3 separate regions of the Homo sapiens genome follow, and regions 1 and 3 are each linked to region 2. Evidence: read pairs that join two places in POLR2A ChIA-PET (ENCODE). Cell type or tissue: CD4-positive, alpha-beta T cell. All regions are shown on one strand. Links, peaks and the distances in the headings refer to the core of each region. The heading gives the core; the rest is flanking DNA. Region 1 holds the start of SEPTIN12 (septin 12). Region 2 overlaps MGRN1 (mahogunin ring finger 1). Region 3 overlaps PPL (periplakin).

What was found. ChIA-PET counts read pairs that join two places held together with the same protein. Peaks named below come from ENCODE experiments on the same cell type or tissue, not always from the same donor. Only the 100,000 strongest peaks of a DNase experiment are listed, where the experiment ranks them.
Region 1: POLR2A ChIA-PET joins it to region 2 with 5 read pairs; 5 of 35 experiments call an interaction of 5 or more read pairs at or near these places.
Region 3: POLR2A ChIA-PET joins it to region 2 with 5 read pairs; 2 of 35 experiments call an interaction of 5 or more read pairs at or near these places.

The regions. Positions count from the first base shown.
Region 1 is chr16:4,785,392-4,792,130 of GRCh38, reverse strand. It overlaps SEPTIN12 (septin 12), which reads left to right and starts at 3,786. Exons shown (of 10, transcript NM_144605.5): 1 at 3,786-3,851; 2 at 4,464-4,651; 3 at 6,026-6,151; 4 at 6,243-6,324. The coding sequence starts at 4,486. It also overlaps a transcript of SMIM22 not described here. In CD4-positive, alpha-beta T cell, for the core only: no CTCF peak of the experiment used is centred there; no DNase peak of the experiment used is centred there.
Region 2 is chr16:4,656,508-4,664,027 of GRCh38, reverse strand. MGRN1 (mahogunin ring finger 1) reads right to left here. Exons shown (of 17, transcript NM_015246.4): 5 at 6,665-6,782. Among named protein-coding and RNA genes, the nearest start is that of MIR6769A, 11 kb to the left of the region's middle. RefSeq lists a silencer at 3,126-3,420. In CD4-positive, alpha-beta T cell, for the core only: no CTCF peak of the experiment used is centred there; a DNase peak (open chromatin) is centred at 3,287; H3K4me3 peaks cover 292 bases; H3K27ac peaks cover 2,459 bases.
Region 3 is chr16:4,883,096-4,889,848 of GRCh38, reverse strand. It overlaps PPL (periplakin), which reads left to right. Exons shown (of 22, transcript NM_002705.5): 19 at 788-871; 20 at 1,631-1,747; 21 at 2,622-2,714; 22 at 3,802-6,753. The coding sequence ends at 6,465. Among named protein-coding and RNA genes, the nearest start is that of UBN1, 39 kb to the right of the region's middle. RefSeq lists an enhancer at 4,215-4,715 and a silencer at 5,474-5,674. In CD4-positive, alpha-beta T cell, for the core only: no CTCF peak of the experiment used is centred there; no DNase peak of the experiment used is centred there.

The DNA of each region.
Region 1 (6,739 bases), core at 87-2,586, 130 kb before region 2:
CTGTCCCCTCCTCTCCCCTCTGGCCCTCAGTCTTCCTGTCTCTCTGGGTACCTTGTTTCTAATGTTTGTTGTTACTATTATGAAAGTCGTATCTATCTCTTAAAGAAGATCTGGAAACCACCAAGTTGTTAAAAGACAAAGTCAGGCCAGGCGCGGTGGCTCACACCAGTAATCCAAGCACTTTGGGAGGCCGAGGTGGGCAGATCACCTGAGGTTAGAAATTCGAGACCATCCTGGCCAACATGGCGAAACCCGTCTCTACTAAAAATACAAAAATTAGCCGGGCGTGGTGGTTGGTGCCAGTAATCCCAGCTACTCGGGAAGCTGAGGCAGGAGAATCACTTGAACCCGGGAGGCAGAGGTTGCAGGGAGCCAAGATCTCGCCACTGCACTCCAGCCTGGGTGACAGAGTGAGACTGTGTCTCAGAAAACAAAAAAGACAAAAGTCACAGAGCCCCGCCCAGTCCCAGGCAGGACAGTAACAGGAGGAGGAGGCTGTGGCAGGGAGTGGTTCCGGTGAGTCAGACTTCTGGACCCAGGTTCGATTGCATGCCATAAGACCCACCAATGTGTGAGCTTGAGTAACGTTCCCTGAGCCCTTCTGCCTCAGTATACTCATCTGTAAAATGGGTATGTTAATAGTATCCACCTCCTCCCAGTGTCGTGAGGATGAAATGAACTGATCATCGATGTCAGAGCCGTCGAAGCATGATGGAAGGCTCACAGAAACGTGCACTGAATGCCCTGTGCTATTATCGCCGTGTTGACGTGTGATTCCATCCAGGCTTTTGTCCTCTTCCACCATAGTCACGCTGCATAGATCGTTTTTTCCCTGGCTTTTGCCAGTCAACACCACCGGGAGCACCTTCCAGATGACAGCATGCTTTCTGCAAACTACTCCTTTGACGGCACTTACATGGTGCAGTCCCTACTGGCACCCAGTGAGGCTCCTCCCCTCACCGCCACGATTTTCAGAATTAGACCATCGCTCACATGGGAGGATTTTCCTGGAGAAAGTGTTTTCTCTGCACAGAGGCGCATTTCCTTAGGGGACATCCCCAGAGGTACGTCTACTGCTCAAACGCAGTCCACACGTCACCATCACCAGAGCCATTTGTTCATCCACTAACCACATCCTCAGCTGCTTATGGGAGAGGCCCCCGTGCTGAATCCCTCAAGGGCTGTGGAATTGTGGTTTTCAAGATTTCACCTTGGACAACAAACTGTGGTCCAGGACAGGCTGTGCCCCATCGTCCCTGCCACCCTGGGCCCTGCCTGGCCCACCCTTAACCTCTAAGCCTTTATTTATTTACTTACTTATTTATTTATTTATTTATTTACTGAGCTAGGGTCTTACTCTGTCGCCCAGGCTGGAGTGCAATGGCACGATCTCGGCTCACTGCAACCTCCACCTCCTCGGTTCAAGCTATTCTCCCTGCCTCAGCCTCCCAAGTAGCTGCGACTACAGGTGCCCGCCACCAAGCCCAGCTAATTCTTGTATTTTTAGTAGAGATGGGGTTTCGCCATGTTGGCCAGGCTGGTCTCAAACCGGACCTCAAGTGATCTGCCCACCTTGGCCTCCTGAAGTGCTGGGATTACAAGCATGAGTCAACGCACCTGGCTGACCCCTAGCCTCTAAGCCTTTAAGGTTAAGCCTCCAGGAAGGAGCGGGAGTTCCCCAGAAGGAAGAACTGGCAGAAGGTAGTGGACAGCAAAGGGCAGAAGTCGGCCTGGGGCTCAGGAAAGCTGGAACCACGGCCACCTTTCTTCTGTGAATACGGTTTTACTTAGACACAGCCACGCCCATCTGTTTACCTATTGTCTGTGGCGACTTTCTCACTGCAATGAAAAGTTGCATAGTAGTTGCAACAGAGAACTTAGGACCAGCAAAGCCTAAAATAGGGACCATCTGGCCCTTTACAGAAAACACTTGCCAGCCTGAGTGTGGTGGCGCTTTGGGAGGCTGAGGCAGCTGGACCCCTTGACCCCAGGAGTTCAAGACAATCTTGGGCAACATAGGGAGACCTCATCTCTACAAAAAGTAAAAAAATTAGCCCAGCATGGTCTACGTACCTGAAGTCCCAGCTACTAGGGAGGCTGGGGCAGGAGGATCACTTGAACCCAGGAAGTCGAGGCTGCAGTGAGCTGTCATTGTGCCTCTGCACTCCAACTTGGGTGACAAAGTGAGACCCTGTCCCAAAAAAGAAAAAAAAAAAAGAAAGAAAAGAAAGGAGAAAAGAAAGAAAAAAGAAAGAGAAAACATTTGCCAATAGCAAGGACACAGGAATGCCTAAGCCTTGTGAAGTCAAGTACCAGGAAACAAGAAAGAATTAACTGTGTGAGATGGACTTGGTATAAGAAACAGCTTATCAGGCTGGGCATGGTGGTTCACGTCTGTAATCTCAGCATTTAGGGAGGCTGAGGTGAGAGGATCACTAGAACCCAGGAGTTTGAGACCAGCATGGGCAACATAGTGAGACCGTGTCTCAAAAAAATTTTAAAAAGGGCTGGGCGCAGGGGCTAACGCCTGTAATCCCAGCACTTTGGGAGGCCGAGGAGGGCAGATCACGAGATCAGGAGATCGAGACCATCCTGGCTAACACAGGGAAAACCAGTCTCTACTAAAAATAGGAAAAAATTAGCCGGGCGTGGTGGCAGGCGCCTGTAGTCCCAGCTACTCGGGAGGCTGAGGCAGGAGAGCGGCGTGAACCCGGGAGGCAGAGCTTACAGTGAGCCGAGATCATGCCACTAAACTCCAGCCTGGGTGACAGAGCGAGACTCCGTCTCAAAAAAAAAAAGAAAAAAAGGAAAAAAGAAAAAAAAAGGCCAGGCATGGTGGCTCACTAATCCCAACACTTTGGGAGACCAGGGTTGGTGGATCACTTGAGGTCAGAAGCTTGTGACTAGCCTGACCAATGTGGTGAAACCCCTTCTCTACTAAAAATACAAAATTAGCGTGGTGGTGCACACCGGTAATCCAGCTACTTGGGAGGCTGAGGCAAGAGAATTGCTTGAACCCAGGAGGCGGAGGTTGCAGTGAGCCGAGATCGCGCCACTGCATTCCAGCAAGGGCAACAGAGCGAGGCTGTCTCAAAAACAAACAACAAAAAAAGAAACAGCTTATCAGAGAGACAGTAAGGCAGGGGTGAGGACCACAGTCTGGAAAGCACATGGCCTATTTAAAGAGGGCATCTCAAGTCAGGGTGATAACCTCTAAGATACACCGGAAATCTAGATGTTTCTGTAAACCAGAAAAAGGCAGTAGAGGGTGAGCACACAGACTCAGAGCGGCAGAGACTCTGCCACCTCCTCACCTGACCCTCTCTTATCTATCAGCTTGGGGTAGTAACAGCACTTACTTCACAGGGCTTGATTATTAAACAAGTTAACATCTTTGGGCTCCTAGAACGATGCCATGTGCAGAGTCAGGACTGGGTAAATATTTGCTAAAGCAATCTCTTCATGTTTTTGACGCTGCAACTTAAAACACATGGCGCCAATCGTGGACACGGATATCCCGCTAGCCAGCTGTGGGGCCTGGGTTTGCTCACCCCAGCAGAGTGGTTGAGGGCGTCAGCTTGGAGGTGGGAGCCCAGCTGACGAGGGGGCCTTGGGCCCCTGGTTCTACTTGGGGATTATTGTATTATTAGGCTGGGGTCATTGTGGGGATTAGAAGGGTAACAGCTCCTGCTCCTGCTGCAGAGAAGCCTCCAGGTGGGGGTCACAGCAAGTGCAGATGGAGCTCAGATTCTTCGGTTAACTGTCACCCTCTCCCCTCCCCCATCACACACACCAGGCCCTGCCAGGACAAGGCAGCTCCTGGAAGCTCCACCAGGACCCACGTCCACCAGGTGTCACAGCAGGCTGCTTCTCTCTCTCTCTGCCCCCCGTGGGCTCTTCGCACCGCTCCCTCCCAGCCATCTTCCCTGCCTGACCTTGGTCTCTCTCTCTCTGTCTCCGTCACCTTCATGCCTGTGCCGTCTTTCTCGCTCTCTATCAACTCTGCTGTGTGTCCCCCTGGGGAAAGTGGGGGCACCTCCTCCTGAGCCCCCTGCCCAAGTTTCCTGCTGGGACGGGAGCCACTTCACCCCATACACACTCCCTGAAGCCCCTCCAGGACTCCAGCCTGGCTGCAAACACCCATCCTGGACTTTGCCTGGCCCTCCAGGCTCTGCTGGGGGAAGCGACCTGAGAGGCCCCTGCCTGGGCTGTAGGTGGGGACAGGGCAGACCCTTGGGCAGCGGAGCCTCTCTGGATGGGTGTTGAGGCACCCTGCAGAAACAGCTCCCCACAGGCACCCTTGCCACACCCCTGGGACTACAGGCACTTAGGGTACACCAGAGGCATGAAGTGTGGAGGGGGTTGGCCAACGGCCAAGCTCAAATAGGGGTTCAGATAGGAGAGGTCAATGTGGGCTCCTCTGAGCCCCAGTGACCCCCTTCTCCCCACCCACCTGGTGACAGGCATCTCGAACCCTTGGCCCCCATGGACCCCCTGAGGCGCTCCCCCTCTCCCTGCCTGTCCTCGCAGCCCTCCAGCCCCAGCACCCCACCCTGCGAGATGCTTGGTCCTGTGGGCATTGAGGCTGTGCTGGACCAGCTGAAGATCAAGGCTATGAAGATGGGGTTTGAGTTCAACATCATGGTGGTGGGTGAGTGAGAGGTAGGGCCCACGGCAGGACAGACCCACAGTGCTACGCGTGCCTGGGCGTGTGGCCTCACCTTTGGCAGCCTGTCGCCCCTCCCCATCTCTTAGGTGGGCCTGATAATAGCACCTCACAGGGATGTTGTCATTGAAAATTTGAGAAATGCTGAGTCATTAAAAGACAAAAATGTGCCTGGAGCGGTGGCTCACACCTATAATCCAGGGTTTTGGGAGACTGAGGTGGGTGGATCACTTGAGCTCAGGAGTTTGAGACTAGCAAAACCTAATGTCTACAAAAAGTACAAAAATGAGGCCGGGCATGGTGGCTCAAGCCTGTAATTCCAGCACTTTGAAAGGCCAAGGCAGGAGGGTCACTTGAGGTCAGGAGTTCGAAAACAGCCTGGCCAACATGGGGAAACTCCGTCTCTACTAAAAATACAAAAATTTGCCAGGCGTGGTGGTGGGCGCCTGTACTTAGGAGCTACTTAGGAGGCTAAGGCAGGAGAATTGCTTGAACCTGGGAGGCAGATGTTGTAGTGAGCCGAGATTGCGCCACTGTACTCCAGCCTGGGTGACAGAGCAAGACTGAAGCAGAAGGATCCCTGGAGGCCAGGAGTTCATGACCAGCCTAGGCAACACAGCAAGACCCCATCTCTACAAAAAAAATTTAAAAATTAGCCAGGCATGGTGACATGCACCTGAATCCCAGCTACTTGGGGGGCTGAGGTGGGAGGATCGTTTGAACCTGAGGGTGGAGGTTGCAGTGAGCTGCGATCACTTGAGTCTGGGTGACAGATTGAGACCCTGTCTTAAAAATTAAAAAACAGTGCAAGGCCGGGTGTGGTGGCTCACGCCTGTAATCCCAGCACTTTGGGAGGCTGAGGCAGGCGGATCATGAGGTCAGGAAATCAAGACCATCCTGGCTAACATGGTGAAACCCCGTCTCTACTAAAAATACAAAAAAATTAGCCAGGCGTGGTGGCGGGCGCCTGTAGTCCCAGCTACTTGGGAGGCTGAGACAGGGGAATGGCGTGAATCTGGGAGGCGGAGCTTGCAGTGAACCGAGATCCCACCATCGCGCTCCAGCCTGGGTGACAGAGCGAGACTGCGTCTCAAAAAAAAAAAAAAAAAAAGCAGTGCAAAAATCAGCTGGGTATGGTGGCGTGTGCCTACAGTCCCAGCTACTAGGGAGGCCGAGGTGCGAGAATCACTAGAGTCTGGGAAGGTCGAGGCTGCAGTGAACGGGGATTGCATCATTGCACTCCAGCCTGGGTGACAGAGTGAGAACCTGTCTCCAAAAATAAAATAGAAAAGTAAAGAGTTAGAGAAAAACTGCCTAAAACGCCCACCCTAACTGCTGTCATCCGGTTGCCACTCCCAGGGCAAAGCGGGCTGGGCAAGTCCACGATGGTGAACACGCTGTTCAAGTCCAAAGTGTGGAAGTCAAACCCACCGGGCTTGGGGGTGCCCACACCCCAGACGCTGCAGCTGCATTCACTGACCCATGGTGAGTGAGCCCCTGCCCACACCTCACCCCACCCTGCCCCACCCCATCCCACCTGGGTCCAGTCTCTCCCGACTCTGCTCTCCCTCCACAGTCATAGAGGAGAAGGGTGTGAAGCTGAAGCTGACGGTGACGGACACGCCCGGCTTCGGGGACCAGATCAACAATGACAACTGGTAGGTTCTCTCTCTTTTTTTTTTTTTTTAGGCAGAGTTTCACTCTTGTCACCCAGGCTGGAGTGCAATGGCATGATCTCGGCTCACTGCAACCTCCACCTCCCAGGTTCAAGTGATTCTCCTGCCTCAGCCTCCCGAAGTAGCTGGGATTACAGGCGCCCGCCACCACGCCCAGCTAATTTTTTTTGTATTTTTAGTTGAGATGGGGTTTCACCATGTTGGCCAGGCTGGTCTTGAACTCCTGACCTCAGATGATCCACCCGCCTCGGCCTCCCAAAGTGCTGGGATTACAGGCATGAGCCACTGTGCCCGCAACAAGTGGTGGGTTCTCAAAGGTGGGGGCCAAGCCATGGCTGTCCCCTCCTGTCCGTGCCCCTCCCCCTTCAACCTTTGGGAAACACCCCAGACCTGGAAC
Region 2 (7,520 bases), core at 1,823-4,322:
TCTGAGGGGAAGTGCTGGTCACTGGGCAACTCCCTGTAACTTTCTGAAGAAGGCACCGGACTTGGCCCCAGCAAACACAAAAGGCAAGCAAGGGAGACCACGAGGCTGGCTTGAGTCCAAAGAGAAGCTTCCTCTTGCGTTCATCCCACCCCCTGCTGTGCACAGGCTGAAGGCCACCCTCTTCCCCACGGCCCCCAGGGCCCCAGCAGTCAGCCCAGCACAGTGCCATCCTCTCAGACCCCTGCTCCCCAGCACTGCTCTGTGGGTCTCGCCCTACTCTCTACAGGCCACGTCCTTCTCTGGGCCTCAGGAAGCACTTCGCCCCTGGGCTTCTATTGCTCATACCCTGGCAACCAGGAAAGCCACCGGCCACCATCAGGCTCCCTGACTCCCTCCATAGAGGGCAGGGACCCTGCCTCTCCAGTCACCATGACATCCTCGGTGTCTGGCACAGAACAGCAATGGACACATGCATCTGTTTATTCTGGGAAGAAAAAGAATCATTTATTTCTCAATGAAGATTTACTGAAAGAACAGATGCTGGCTGTGCCACTGTGAGCATTCTAAAAGCCAGCGAATCATTCGCTTAACACGAGTGAGCTGCAGGAGATGGTAATTATAACACAATAAAGGTGTAAAAAAAAAAAAAAAAAAAAAAAAAACAAGGCCAGGTGCCGTGGCTCCCGCCTGTAATCCCAGCACTTTGGGAGGCCTAGGTGGCGGATCACCTGAGGTCAGCAGTTTGAGACCAGCCTGGCCAATATGGTGAAACCCTGTCTCTACTAAAAATACAAAAATTAGCCAAGCATGGTGACGCATGCCTGTAATCCCAGCTACTCGGGAGGCTGAGGTAGGAGAATCACTTGAAATCGGGAGGCGGAGATTGCAGTGAGCCGAGATCACACCACTGCACTCCAGCCTGGGCGACACAGTGAGACTCCGTCTCAAAAACAAAAACAAAATATGGATGAAACATCAAATAGGAAAGGCCTGGCAGGCCCAGCCCAGGCAAGGGCAGTTGGGTGAGGGGAGAGCCTCCTGCCTCCCAAGACCGACCACAGGCCTCACTGACTAAGACCCATGAGGAAGGGACAAGCCCCTCCATGTCTGCAGCAACCACCCCCACGGATGTCCAGGTGGGACTACTCCTGGCCCAGCACAAGGGAACCCTGAGCCCGCAGCCAAGCACCCGCCCCTGAACAGCAATGCTCAGAACCAACAGACACATAGGATGTCTCCTCTCCCCTGCTGTCCCCCCGTGAAGTGGGCAGCGGAAGCAGGGCAGGGGCACACGTCCCCACCCCAGTGACCAGGGTGGCTTTCATCTCAGGCCCTCCTCCCTCCGAGCCTCGGCTTCTTTCCTTGTAAAATGGGGTCAATACCACGCTACCGCATGGGTTTCAAGGATAAAGCGCAAATGAAGTCCTCTCGACAGACCCAGCACAGAGACACTGCCTGTGGTGGCTGCTACAGTTGTTGTGAGTATTACTATTATGATTTTTTTTTTTTTTTGAGACAGAGTCTTGATCTGTTACCCAGGATGGAGTGCAGTGGCAGGATGTCGGCTCGCTGCAACCTCCACCCCCTGGGTTCAAGCAATTCTCCTGCCTCAGCCTCCCAAGTAACTGGGATTATAGGCGCCCGCCACCACGCCCAGCTAAATTTTTGTATTTTTAGTAGAGACGGGGTTTCACCATGTTGGCCAAGCTGGTCTCGAACTCCTGACCGCCAGTGATCCGACTAACTCAGCCTCCAAAAATGCTGGGATTACAGGTGTCAGCCACCGCGCCCGGCCAAATATTACTATTATTTAAGGAACCGAGGGAAATGTTTCTTCCTAACATTTGTCAACACAGCGAATTTCCTACCAAAAATACAGACGAGAAGAAAGGAGTTACAGCGGACCACAGACAGCAGTCAGGAGAAGGGGACGGGGACAAACATCAGTGTCAAGAAAGTACCCGACTGCGAACCAGGGAGGCTATGTGGACATGGACACACGGCAAAGGCTGGCAGCACCCTGGCGTTCCCAGGCATGTCCCCACCCAGCAGGGACTCCATACCCACAGGCACCTGGCACACGGCTACCGCAGCTTCCTGCCATCTGGAGCTAAGAGTTCCATTCAGACCAGAATGAATGGCACACGTAACCCATCCACACAAGAAGCCCTGGGCAGGCAGCCATCTGCTGAACAAACCACAAGCCTGGAGACCAAGTCCACACGGACCTAGGCCCCGCATCTCACGAGGAAGGGTCAGGGGTTCCAGCCACAAGTCCCATGGGATGGACAACAACGCACACATGGACAGAGGTGGACAGAGACACTGATGCTGGGGGCTATGCTGTGAAGGCTGAGAAGTGCCGTGGTCTCTGTTAGTGAGGAAGGGTGGAGCCAGGAGCTGGCAGGGCACTGGCCCAGGGCCAGAGTCAAGGCTGCCGGCATCAAGTCTAGCTCCTCACCCATTCACTACAATTAGAACCCCACCTGAGCCTCAGTTTCCCCATTTGGCAAAATGGAACGGAAGCCGTGCCTAACACAAAGCTCCAAGTGCTGTGGCTGGCAGAACACACAGTCAACACCAGCACCCTGAAGCCCTGTGTGTCCAGGCAACAGGAGCCGACCCAGCCTCCTCCGGGAGAGGGCTGGAGGGTGCAGGAGAAAAGGGTGCGAAAGGTGGCCAAGGCGGCCAATCCTGGGCCACGGCTTTGTGAAAACGTCCACACACATCAGAAAGCTGCAGACTGGTGGGCCTGACGTGGTGGCTCACGCCTATAATCCCAACACTCTGGGAGGCCGAGGTACGAGGATTGCTGGAGCCCGGGAGTTTGAGACCAGCCTACGCAACATAGAGAAACTCTGTCTCTACCAAAAAAAAAAAAAAATCAGCCAGTAGTTGTGGCACCTGTAGTCCCAGCTACTGTGAAAGTTGAGGTGAGAGGATCGCTTAACCCAGGAGTTCGAGGCTGCGGCAAGCTGTGATTGTGCCACTGCACTCCAGCCTGGGAGACAGAGTGAGCCCCTGTCTCAAAAAAAGGGGGAAAAATAAAAGGCTGCAGGGACGTGGGGCACATGTTCACACCCACTGGGACCCAGCTAGGCCTCCAGCTCCCAGCCGTCTGAGGGATACCACAGACACCTGGGCTTGCCAGAGTGAGGGACACTCCCTTCCCCGGTCTGGGGGGCCTGTCAGGGCTGATCATGCTGGGACTGTAGGCCCCTTGTGAGCCTGTTTCCTGCCCACTCCACTGAGTCCACACAGGAGTCATCGTCCCAGGGTTGCCTGGCAACGCTCCCACACTGCTGCCACAAGGGCTGTCATGAAGCCCGGAAATGGGGAGTTCGCGCACCGGCAGCCACTCCTTTAGGTGATGGAGCCAAACGGGGGAGGCAGAGCTTTCTGGAGCGCATCCACCCCCGCGCCCCTGCCCACCCCTTCGCTTCTGCCCAGGCCTGGAATGCATCCGCGCAGCCAGCACCTCAGCACTGGCGTGGGCCGCTCTGTGCTCTGAGGAGCCTCTGAGTGAGCTGTGATTTTTTTTCTCATCACACTGCAGAAACTAGGTGCTGACAGTGCTTTACTGGTGTGGAATAAAAACCAACGGTCTGGGGAGGCGTGCAAGATGGTGGCTATAGCCTTCTCTCCCACTCCCCGGCTGGCAGACGGGTTTACAGTGGGCGGCTCCAGGTAAAGCCCTTTGCATGCTGATCACGGACCCCTCGTGGCCACCCTGCGAGGGACTGCTTCCAGCCCCAGTCTACAGAGGGGCAAACCCAGGCTCACAGAGCTGCAGAACTGGCCTAACACTCTAGAGAGAAAAAGCGGCAGAACGAAAGTGGGCCCCCAGCCCCTCCACACATGTCCTCTCTGCTCCTGGGCAAGGCCAGTGCAGCCATGCTGGGCACCCCTGTGGCCTGTCCTTGCAGCTGCGCTCTTGATGCTAAGCCATGCCTGGCCCAGCATCTGAGCCCCTCAGGTTCTCTTCGGGGAAGCGTCTCCCTCCTACTCCAGGTCTCTGCGGCCTGGCTGCAGGACGGGAGGCCCCCGCCCCAAATGGGGCCACAAAGAGAAGACACACGGCCTCCAAGCATCTCCGGACCCAGCCGGATGGCCACGCGCTGGAGCAGGGCCAGCTGAGGGAGATGGGAGGCTAAGCCACAGAGATCCCCACCCTGATGACACAGGCCCTGGAAGAAATCTCAGGCCACCCAGCCTTCTCTGAATCTACACCAGTAAGTCTCTGGTTTTCTTTTCTTAAACCAGACCAAATGTTTTTCTGTCACTTGCATCCACAAAAGTCCTGACAAGGATAGCACCTTGAAGGCCCCGCAGCAGCAGCTGCCCCTTATGTGCGCCAACTCAGCGTGGCCATCCACAGACGAGCCAGCACTATGCTGCACGCGGGCCCTCCTTCAGCTTCCTCAGCAAACCCTCACCAAAGGCCCCCTGGCGGGTCCAGTGCCAAGTCCGGGACAGAGGTAAGGACAACTGGGGGCATCGTGATTCCAACCCTCTCTGGGCCCTAAACACCGTACCCCTCAGGAAGCTGGCCACAATGACCACTCCCCTACCCCGGCCACCTCACCTGCAAACCCATGGCTCACAGGGCTCGGAGACTGGGGCTCCCCAGAGGGGCTGGGGAGGGACCCCAGGAAACATGAAACAAACAGGAAACACAGACACCTCCCAAACTCCCACTCCCCAGAGCTCAGCACACACGCCACACAGCACCCACAGTCACACGTGAGAGCAGGGTGCAGGGTCCACGCCAGTGATGCCGGGAGAGGACAGAGACTCCACCCACCCGAGGGAGTCTGGGGAGACGTTTATTTTACTTTTATTTTATTTTTATTTTTATTTTTTTTTTACCTTCCTAAGAAATGGAGTCTCGCTATGTGGCTCAGACTGGACTGCAGTGGCTATTCCAAGGTACAATCCCACTACTGATCAGCATGGGAGTTTTGATCTGTTCGGTTTTCACCCCTCCTTAGACAACCTGGTGGTCCCCCACTCCCAGGTAGTCTTACTTTTGAGACAGGGTCTCGCTCTGTCACCCAGGCTGAAGTGCGCTGGCACGATCATGGCTCACTGCAGCCTCCATCTCCCAGGCTCAGGCGATCTTCCCACCTCAGCCTCCTCAGTAGCTGGGACTACAGGCAAATACCACCACATCCAGCTAATTTTTGTATTTTTCATAGAGACAAGGTTTTACTCAGGCTTGTCTCAGACTCCTGGCCTCAAATGATCCTTCCACCTCAGCCTCCCGAAGTGCTGGGATTACAGGCGAGAGCCACCACACCTGGCTTGTTTTATTTTTAATGCAAGGACAAGGGAGGCTTTTTACAGAGAGTGGCTAAACGTCAGGAACACAGCCACAGGACTGGCCCCAGCGTAAGTCAGCTCATGAGGCCTGCTAGCAGGGCATGTGGTCAGTGTCTCCTCCTGGCCTCAGACCTGGGACCCACAAGGTCTACATTGTTTTTTTTTTTTCTGAGACGGAATCTCACTCTGTCGCCCAGGCTGGAGTGCAGTGGCGTGATCTCGGCTCACTGCAAGCTCCACCTCCTGGATTCATGATATTCTCCTGCCTCAGCCTCCCCAGTAGGTGGGACTACAGGCGCCCGCCACCACACCCGGGTAATTTTTTTGTATTTTTAGTAGAGACGGGGTTTCACCGTGTTAGCCAGGATGGTCTTGATCTCCTGACCTCGTGATCCGCCTGCCTCGGCCTCCCAAAGTGCTGGGATTACAGGCATGAGCCACCGCGCCCGGCCACACAAGGTCTGTACTGTTACACAGGAACCCCCTGGACCAGGGTCTTTGCAAGCTGCAGACCAGATGGACGCTGGAAAACAAGGCAAAGGGGGAAGGAGGGAGGACACAGCTTTGACTAAAAGCTGGAGAGGGGCCTAGGAGGAGCAACTAGCAAAGCAGCCACTCAAGCCGCAACCTACAAAAGACCTGGTTAAAAGAGGTCTGCAGCAATGGCCGGGCACGGTGGCTCACACCTGTAATCCCAGCACTTTGGGAGGCCGAGGCCGGCGGATCACAAGGTCAGGAGATCAAGACCATCCTGGCTAACACGGTGAAACCCCGTCTCTACTAAAAATACAAAAAATTAGCCGGGCGTGGTGGCAGGCGCCTGTAGTCCCAGCCACTCGGGAGGCTGAGGCAGAATGCTGTGAACCCAGGAGGCAGAGGTTGTAGTGATCCGAGATCGCGCCACTGCACTGCAGCCTGGGCGACAGAGCGAGACTGTCTCAAAAAAAAAAAAAAAAAAAAAAAAAAAGGATGTCTGCACCAAGATTTTAAACAAAAGTAAGGTTAAAAAGCTTGAAGGAATGCCACCTGGTGTGAACAGACCCTGCATTGCTGCAGCCTGGCAGGGGGTGCCCCATTCTTCACATCTCCCCAAACCCCAGTGTCTGAGCCTCCGAGTGCGGCTGCCTGGTCGGCCTCTGGTCCCCTGGCCCCATCAGCACATGGCCCAGGCCTTGCTCCCGCCCATCCACACGTCCACCTGAGCACAGACTGGGGCGGCCGTTCCCAGGTCTTATGAACCCTGGAGGAAGCCAAACACACAGACCCCACTGTGCTGGCCCCACCCCCAAGGGGAGAGAATTCAGGAGGAGCGAAGGGCAAGGAGCCGCCCAGCCAGCATTACCTCGTCATCCTTCCATTCCGAGAAGTCAATCTTGAAGGAGGGCAGGGAGAACTGCTGGCTCACCCCTCTCTTGTAGTGGACGGTCTCGGACTGTAGCGAGGGGCTCTTGGGGCTGTATCTGCAGGGAGCCAGGAGCAAGCAGTGAGGCTGCGGCAGGAAGAGGGCCCTCCGTGCCCGTCCCTCCCACTCCGACAGCTGGAAGGGCCGCAGACACCTGTCTTTTGGGGACCCTCTCTCATGGGGAACAGCAAACAGCCTACATGGCCACGTGGCCCTCACCCTTCCAGGGCCTTCCACGGCCTCTCTGCTCACCATGCAGCTCTCCCCAGGTCAGGCCTGGCTACAATTCTCCCAGAGCCCACACCTGCCCAATCCCTTTGATACCTCCCCAGTGTAGCTGTGCTTTTCCTTTCCATCGGTGCTAAGTTGGTTTGTTTATTTATTTATTTATTTATTTATTTATTTATTTATTTATTTATTTTTGAGATAAGAGTCTCGCTCTGTCGCCTGGGCTGGAGTGCAGTGTTGTGATCTCAGCTCACTGCAACCTCTGCCTTCTGAGTTCAAGTGATCCTCCTGCCTCAGCTTCCCAAGTAGCTAGGATTACAGGTGTGCGCCACCATGCTAGGCTAATATTTTATTTTTAGTACAGATGGGGTTTCACCATGTTGGCCAAGCTGGTCTCGAACTCCTGACCTCAAGTGATGCACCTGCCTCAGCCTCCCAAAGTGCTGGGATTACAGGCCTGAGTCACTGCACCCAGCTTGAGTTTACTTTTTAAATGAACACAGTACTTAAGTATACACAGTGCAAAATGCATCTTCCCCAACCCTCACGCCTGCTCCCAGAGGCCTGC
Region 3 (6,753 bases), core at 1,399-3,898, 230 kb before region 2:
CCCCCATGCCCAACGCAGTGCCTTGGGGTGAGGGAGGAACACGGGAAGCCAATGGCTGAGATGCAAATCCCGGGTCCACCCCATCAGCCACATCCCCACCTCAGAAGCTTTCCTCACTCATAAGCTGGAGGTCACGATGCTTACCTCCTGGCATCGTTTGAAGATTAAATGAGATAATCTAAGTCAGACAGCAGAACAGTGTCTGGTGGTCCAAATCATCAGTAAACATTTGTTTCCTAGCAGAGATAATGATCTTGGCCCTTCTTCACAGAGCCTTAGAACTGCCTTTTGTGGCTGGGCGCGGTGGCTCACACCTGTAATCCCGGCATTTTGGGAGGCTGAGGCAGGAGGATCACAAGTTCAGGAGTTCAAGACCAGCCTGGCCAACATAATGAAACCAAATCTCTACTAAAAATACAAAAAAAAATTAGCTGGGTATGGTGGCAGGAGCCTGTAGTCCCAGCTACTTGGGAGGCTGAGGCAGGAGAATTGCTTGAACCCAGGAGGCTAAGGCTGCAGTGAGCTGAGATCGCGCCACTGTACTCCAGCCTGGGCGATGCAGTGAGACTGTCTCAAAAAAAAAAAAAAAAAAAAAAAAAAAAAAAAACAACAACAACAAAAAAACTGCCTTTTGCAATGAATAAAAATGTATACAAGGGAGCCATTCATCATACTTTGTGCTAGAGAAGAATAAATTCAGATTCTGAGATTTCCAGCTACTGCATCCATGGTTGCTTTTTTAAATTTTTTTTCTGGTTAGTTTTGATTTTTAAACTCTGTCTTACAGAACCTGCTAGATGAGATAGCAAGTAGGGAGCAGGAAGTACAGAAGATCTGTGCCAATTCCCAGCAGTACCAGCAAGCTGTAAAGGTGAGCCGGGAAACTTCCGCCCAAAGCACAAACAGCAGGGGTCTTATTCCACCGTGCCCTGGTCAGAGAAGCAGCAAGCACCGGCCCTGGCACATGGGGGTGGAGCTGGCCATCCGAGGCACTGCCGGCTGCTGTGCAAACTGGCACAGGCTTTTGGGAAAACAGCATGGTACTAGACATGGAATGCTGTAAAAGGGTTTTATACTCTGAAGCAGTAAACACTTTGGGGGAATTTATCCTTAAGGAAAAAGTACAAAAAAAAAAATGCAGGATAAACAACATTGTTGCAACAGCACTATTTACAATAGCAAAACTAGTACGCTGGAAAGGACTGGTGTCCAGTGGAAGGGGAAAGCTGCGTGAATCAGCACACATCCACCTGATGGATTATAAAGTCAGCAAGCTGGTAAACATGAGAAGAGGTGGTGGCAAGGTGAGACAGGGTTATGGTACGATGTTAAAAGCAGCAGCAGAATGTGAAAATCTCTAGGCATGTAGAAAGGCTGGGAGGGGAATTCAGGGGGCACTTCTTGTCTCATATGTTACTGAGTGATGGAGCTATGTACTGCTGAGATATCAGTAATTCTCAAAACCTCCTGGAAATCACTGCAGGGTGCAGCTGTGAGGAAGACCCACGCAGATTATAAAACCAGCACATGGCACAGGGCAGGTCTGGGTCAGCCTGAAGGGGTACAGGAACATGTCTGTCTCTTCTCAGCTGTTTTAATCTCCCCTCTGCCATGTCTCTCCCTCATGCAGGACTATGAGTTAGAAGCAGAAAAACTAAGGTCTCTTCTCGACTTGGAGAATGGAAGGAGAAGCCACGTGAGCAAGAGAGCCAGGCTCCAATCTCCTGCCACCAAAGTGAAGGAAGAGGTGAGTTCCATGGGCCAGGCGGCCTCGGGACTGAGGTGGAGGCCAAGCTGCCCTGCTCCCCAGGGAGCATGGTGTCACACGCTGGCCTCAGAGATGCACACACAACAGGGAAGCCACTGAGAGCCCTCCTGCATGCAAACAGGTTTGGTAAGAGATGAGGAACTTGTTCTAGGGCAGTGACATCAATATGCCTAGAAAGACAGCAAGGCCGGGCGCAGTGGCTCACACCTGTAATCCTAGCACTTTGGGAGGCCGAGGTGGGAGAACTGCTTGAGCCCAGGGGTTGGAGACCAGCCTGGGCAACAAAGCAGGACCCCATATCTACAAAAATATTAGCCAGGCGTGGTGGTGCAAACCTGTAGTCCCAGCTACTTGGGAGGTTGAGGAGGGAGGATCACTTGGGCCCAGGAGTTCAAGGCTGCAGTGAGCTACAATCACACCATGGCACTTCAGTCTGAGTGAAAGAGATTCTGTCTTTAAGAAATAAAAATTTTTGAAAATGCAGCTGAACAGAAGTGTCAGGGTCAGAACCATGGATCTGGGAAGTTCCTGTTTTGCTCACCTCAGTAAGTACAGTGGAGGGCTGATATTAGTCTCCTGTACACACAAGAGAGAACACTGGTGCTCTAAGAGGCAGAAAGACTTGCTCAAAGTCAGTGTGGCCAAGACCCTGGCCTGGATCTTCTGCCTCGAGATCCATTTTTCTCTCCACCGGTGAGGCTACAGTCTAACTCCAGGCAGGAGTGGGCAAGAGCTATGCCTCTACCCCCAAATTCCACACTTCTCAAGAACCACGTCCACGCTGTCTAGCTCTCTGTTGCTTACCCTGTTGACACCTGTTTGTTGACCGCTCTCCTAATCCTCTTCTCTGCAGGAAGCAGCACTTGCCGCCAAGTTCACTGAAGTTTATGCCATCAACAGACAGAGGCTGCAGAATCTGGAGTTTGCTCTGAATCTCCTCAGACAGGTAACTGATCTTAGTAAGAAATTCTACTTCAGGCTGTTCTAACAGGTGACAAATACAGACTCTGTCTTAGAGAAATGGTTTGTGAATTGATGGAAGTGTCCCCTTGCTAACGTTTCTGGGCAGGGCCAATGCAAAGACTGGCCCGAGCCAATGCTTCTACTGACATGAGAACTTATTCAACTCAGTAAACATCTGCTGAAAGTGAATGCTATTTTCAGCTGGGCATGGTGGCTCACGCTTGTAATCCCAGCACTTTGGGAGGCCGAGGCAGGCGGATCACCTGAGGTCAGGAGTTCGAGACCAGCCTGGCCAACATGGTAAAACTCCGTCTCTACTAAAAATACAAAAATTAGCTGGGCGTCGTGGCGCATGCTTGTAATCCCAGCTACTCAGGAGACTGAGGCAGGAGAATTGCTTGAACCCAGGAGGTGGAGGTTGCAGGGAGCTGAGACTGTGCCACTGCACTCCAGCCTGGGCAACAGAGCGAGACTCTGTCTCAGAAAAAAAGAAAGAAACAAAAGAAAGTGAATGTTATTTTCTGAAGTCCATGATGTTGATGACAGCATTGTTTTTTAATAGCAAGACACTGGAAGCAGTTCACTCTTCATCAGCAATGGGCTAAACTGCGGTCTGTCCAGAGAGCGGAAACAATGCTGCTGGTAAATCCTGAAGCAGCACTCTCTGTGCTGAGCTGGAATGAGCTCTGTAAGTGCAGTGAGCAGCAGGAATACCATTTGTGCAGGAGAGATAAACACATGGTACATACTACAGACAGATATTCTTGTGTGAGCACAGATAGCATCTGCAAGGCTGACAGACACGCCCTAGGACGGGGACCAGAGGTGGGAGACCGTGGTTTCATTTTAAACTCTTCCACAGCTCAAAAATGTTTTACCTGATTAAAAAAAACCCCAAACTAGTTGTTTGATCCTTTTTGAAAGTAACCCTAGAACTCTACAACTAACATGAACTGGCACTGAGGGAGTCCCTTGGGGACCACAGGACAGCCACTCTGACCAGGTGGGGACAGGCCCTACATGTGCTGCCAGAGCCTGGCTTTAACCTTGTCTTGTCTTCTCCATCACAGCAGCCGGAAGTAGAAGTGACCCATGAGACCCTGCAAAGGAATAGGCCGGACTCTGGAGTGGAGGAGGCGTGGAAGATCAGGAAGGAACTGGATGAGGAGACTGAGCGGAGGCGGCAGCTGGAGAACGAGGTCAAGAGCACCCAGGAAGAAATCTGGACCTTGAGGAATCAGGGGCCTCAGGAATCGGTGGTGAGGAAGGAGGTGCTCAAGAAGGTGCCGGATCCCGTGCTGGAGGAGAGCTTCCAGCAGCTGCAGCGGACGCTGGCAGAGGAGCAGCACAAGAACCAGCTGCTGCAGGAGGAGCTGGAGGCACTGCAGCTGCAGCTGCGTGCCCTGGAGCAGGAGACCAGAGACGGGGGGCAGGAGTACGTGGTCAAGGAGGTCCTGCGCATCGAGCCTGACAGGGCCCAGGCGGATGAGGTCTTGCAGCTGCGGGAGGAGCTGGAGGCACTGAGGCGGCAGAAGGGCGCCCGGGAGGCAGAGGTGCTCCTCCTGCAGCAGCGTGTGGCCGCCCTGGCTGAAGAGAAGAGCCGGGCGCAGGAGAAGGTCACAGAGAAAGAGGTGGTGAAACTGCAGAATGACCCCCAGCTGGAGGCAGAGTACCAGCAGCTGCAGGAGGACCACCAGCGCCAGGACCAGCTCAGGGAGAAGCAGGAGGAGGAGCTGAGCTTCCTCCAGGACAAGCTCAAGAGGCTAGAGAAGGAGCGGGCCATGGCCGAGGGCAAGATCACCGTCAAGGAGGTGCTCAAGGTGGAGAAGGACGCGGCCACCGAGAGGGAGGTCAGCGATCTCACCCGCCAATATGAGGACGAGGCTGCCAAGGCTCGCGCTAGCCAGAGGGAGAAGACGGAGCTGCTCCGAAAGATATGGGCCTTGGAGGAGGAGAACGCCAAAGTGGTGGTGCAGGAGAAGGTGCGGGAGATCGTGCGGCCAGACCCCAAGGCGGAAAGTGAAGTGGCGAACCTCCGCCTGGAGCTTGTGGAGCAGGAGCGAAAGTACCGGGGTGCCGAGGAGCAGCTCCGGAGCTACCAGAGTGAGCTGGAGGCCCTCAGGAGGCGAGGCCCCCAGGTGGAAGTCAAAGAGGTGACTAAGGAAGTCATTAAGTACAAGACTGACCCTGAGATGGAGAAGGAGCTTCAGCGGCTCAGGGAGGAGATCGTGGACAAGACCAGACTGATCGAAAGGTGTGATTTAGAGATCTACCAGCTGAAAAAGGAAATCCAGGCCCTGAAAGACACCAAACCCCAGGTCCAGACCAAAGAGGTGGTCCAGGAGATCCTCCAATTCCAAGAAGACCCTCAAACCAAGGAGGAGGTGGCGTCTCTGAGGGCAAAGCTCTCAGAGGAGCAGAAGAAACAAGTGGATCTGGAGAGGGAAAGAGCTTCCCAGGAAGAGCAGATCGCCCGGAAAGAGGAGGAGCTCTCGCGGGTGAAGGAAAGGGTGGTGCAGCAGGAGGTGGTCAGGTATGAGGAGGAGCCAGGCCTGCGGGCCGAGGCGAGCGCCTTTGCCGAGAGCATCGATGTGGAGCTGCGGCAGATTGACAAGCTGCGGGCAGAGCTGCGGCGGCTGCAGCGCCGGCGCACCGAGCTTGAGCGGCAGCTGGAGGAGCTAGAGCGCGAGCGGCAGGCCCGCAGGGAGGCCGAGCGCGAGGTACAGCGGTTGCAGCAGCGGCTGGCAGCGCTGGAGCAGGAAGAAGCTGAGGCCCGTGAGAAGGTAACCCATACGCAGAAGGTGGTGCTGCAGCAGGACCCGCAGCAGGCGCGAGAGCATGCCCTGCTCCGACTCCAGCTGGAAGAAGAGCAGCACCGGCGGCAGCTCCTGGAGGGGGAGCTCGAGACCCTCCGGAGGAAACTGGCTGCACTGGAGAAGGCGGAGGTCAAGGAGAAGGTGGTGCTCTCCGAGAGTGTCCAGGTGGAGAAGGGCGACACCGAGCAAGAGATCCAGAGGCTCAAGAGCAGCCTGGAGGAGGAGAGCCGCAGCAAGCGCGAGCTGGACGTCGAGGTGAGCCGGCTGGAAGCCAGGCTTTCGGAGCTGGAATTCCATAACTCCAAGTCATCCAAGGAACTAGACTTTCTGAGGGAAGAGAACCACAAATTACAGCTGGAGAGGCAAAACCTGCAGCTGGAGACCCGAAGGCTCCAATCGGAAATCAACATGGCAGCGACGGAAACACGAGACCTGCGGAACATGACCGTGGCGGACTCTGGGACCAACCATGACTCCAGACTGTGGTCCCTGGAGAGGGAACTGGATGACCTCAAGAGGCTCTCCAAGGACAAAGACCTCGAGATCGACGAGCTGCAGAAGCGCCTGGGCTCCGTGGCCGTCAAGCGGGAGCAGCGGGAGAACCACCTGCGGCGCTCCATCGTAGTCATCCACCCTGACACAGGCCGCGAGCTGTCCCCGGAGGAAGCCCACCGTGCCGGGCTCATTGACTGGAACATGTTCGTGAAACTCAGAAGCCAGGAGTGCGACTGGGAGGAGATCTCAGTGAAGGGTCCCAATGGGGAGTCCTCAGTGATACACGACAGGAAGTCTGGCAAGAAGTTCTCCATCGAAGAGGCCCTGCAGAGTGGCAGGCTGACCCCTGCTCAGTATGACCGCTATGTCAACAAGGATATGTCCATCCAGGAGCTGGCGGTCTTGGTATCTGGGCAGAAGTAGGCACAGCTCTTGCAACTCTTCGTAACGGCAGACGCTGGCCCTCTCCTACGACGCAGTGACCTCCTTGGTGTCGTCCTCTCCCTTGCCCTGGTGCAGGCCAAGCATTTTATACATACCCTCGCTGCCAGGCTGCTCAGAGTCCCGCCCACATATGAGACAGGCACTGGCTGAAGACAGGCAACTCTCGTCCCAACCATCATTCACCCTGAGTGACGTACTTCATCCTCCAATGACTGGACAACTGCGATGCCTTTTCCTCCCTTTTCCTGTACACTCCCAGCAACAAAC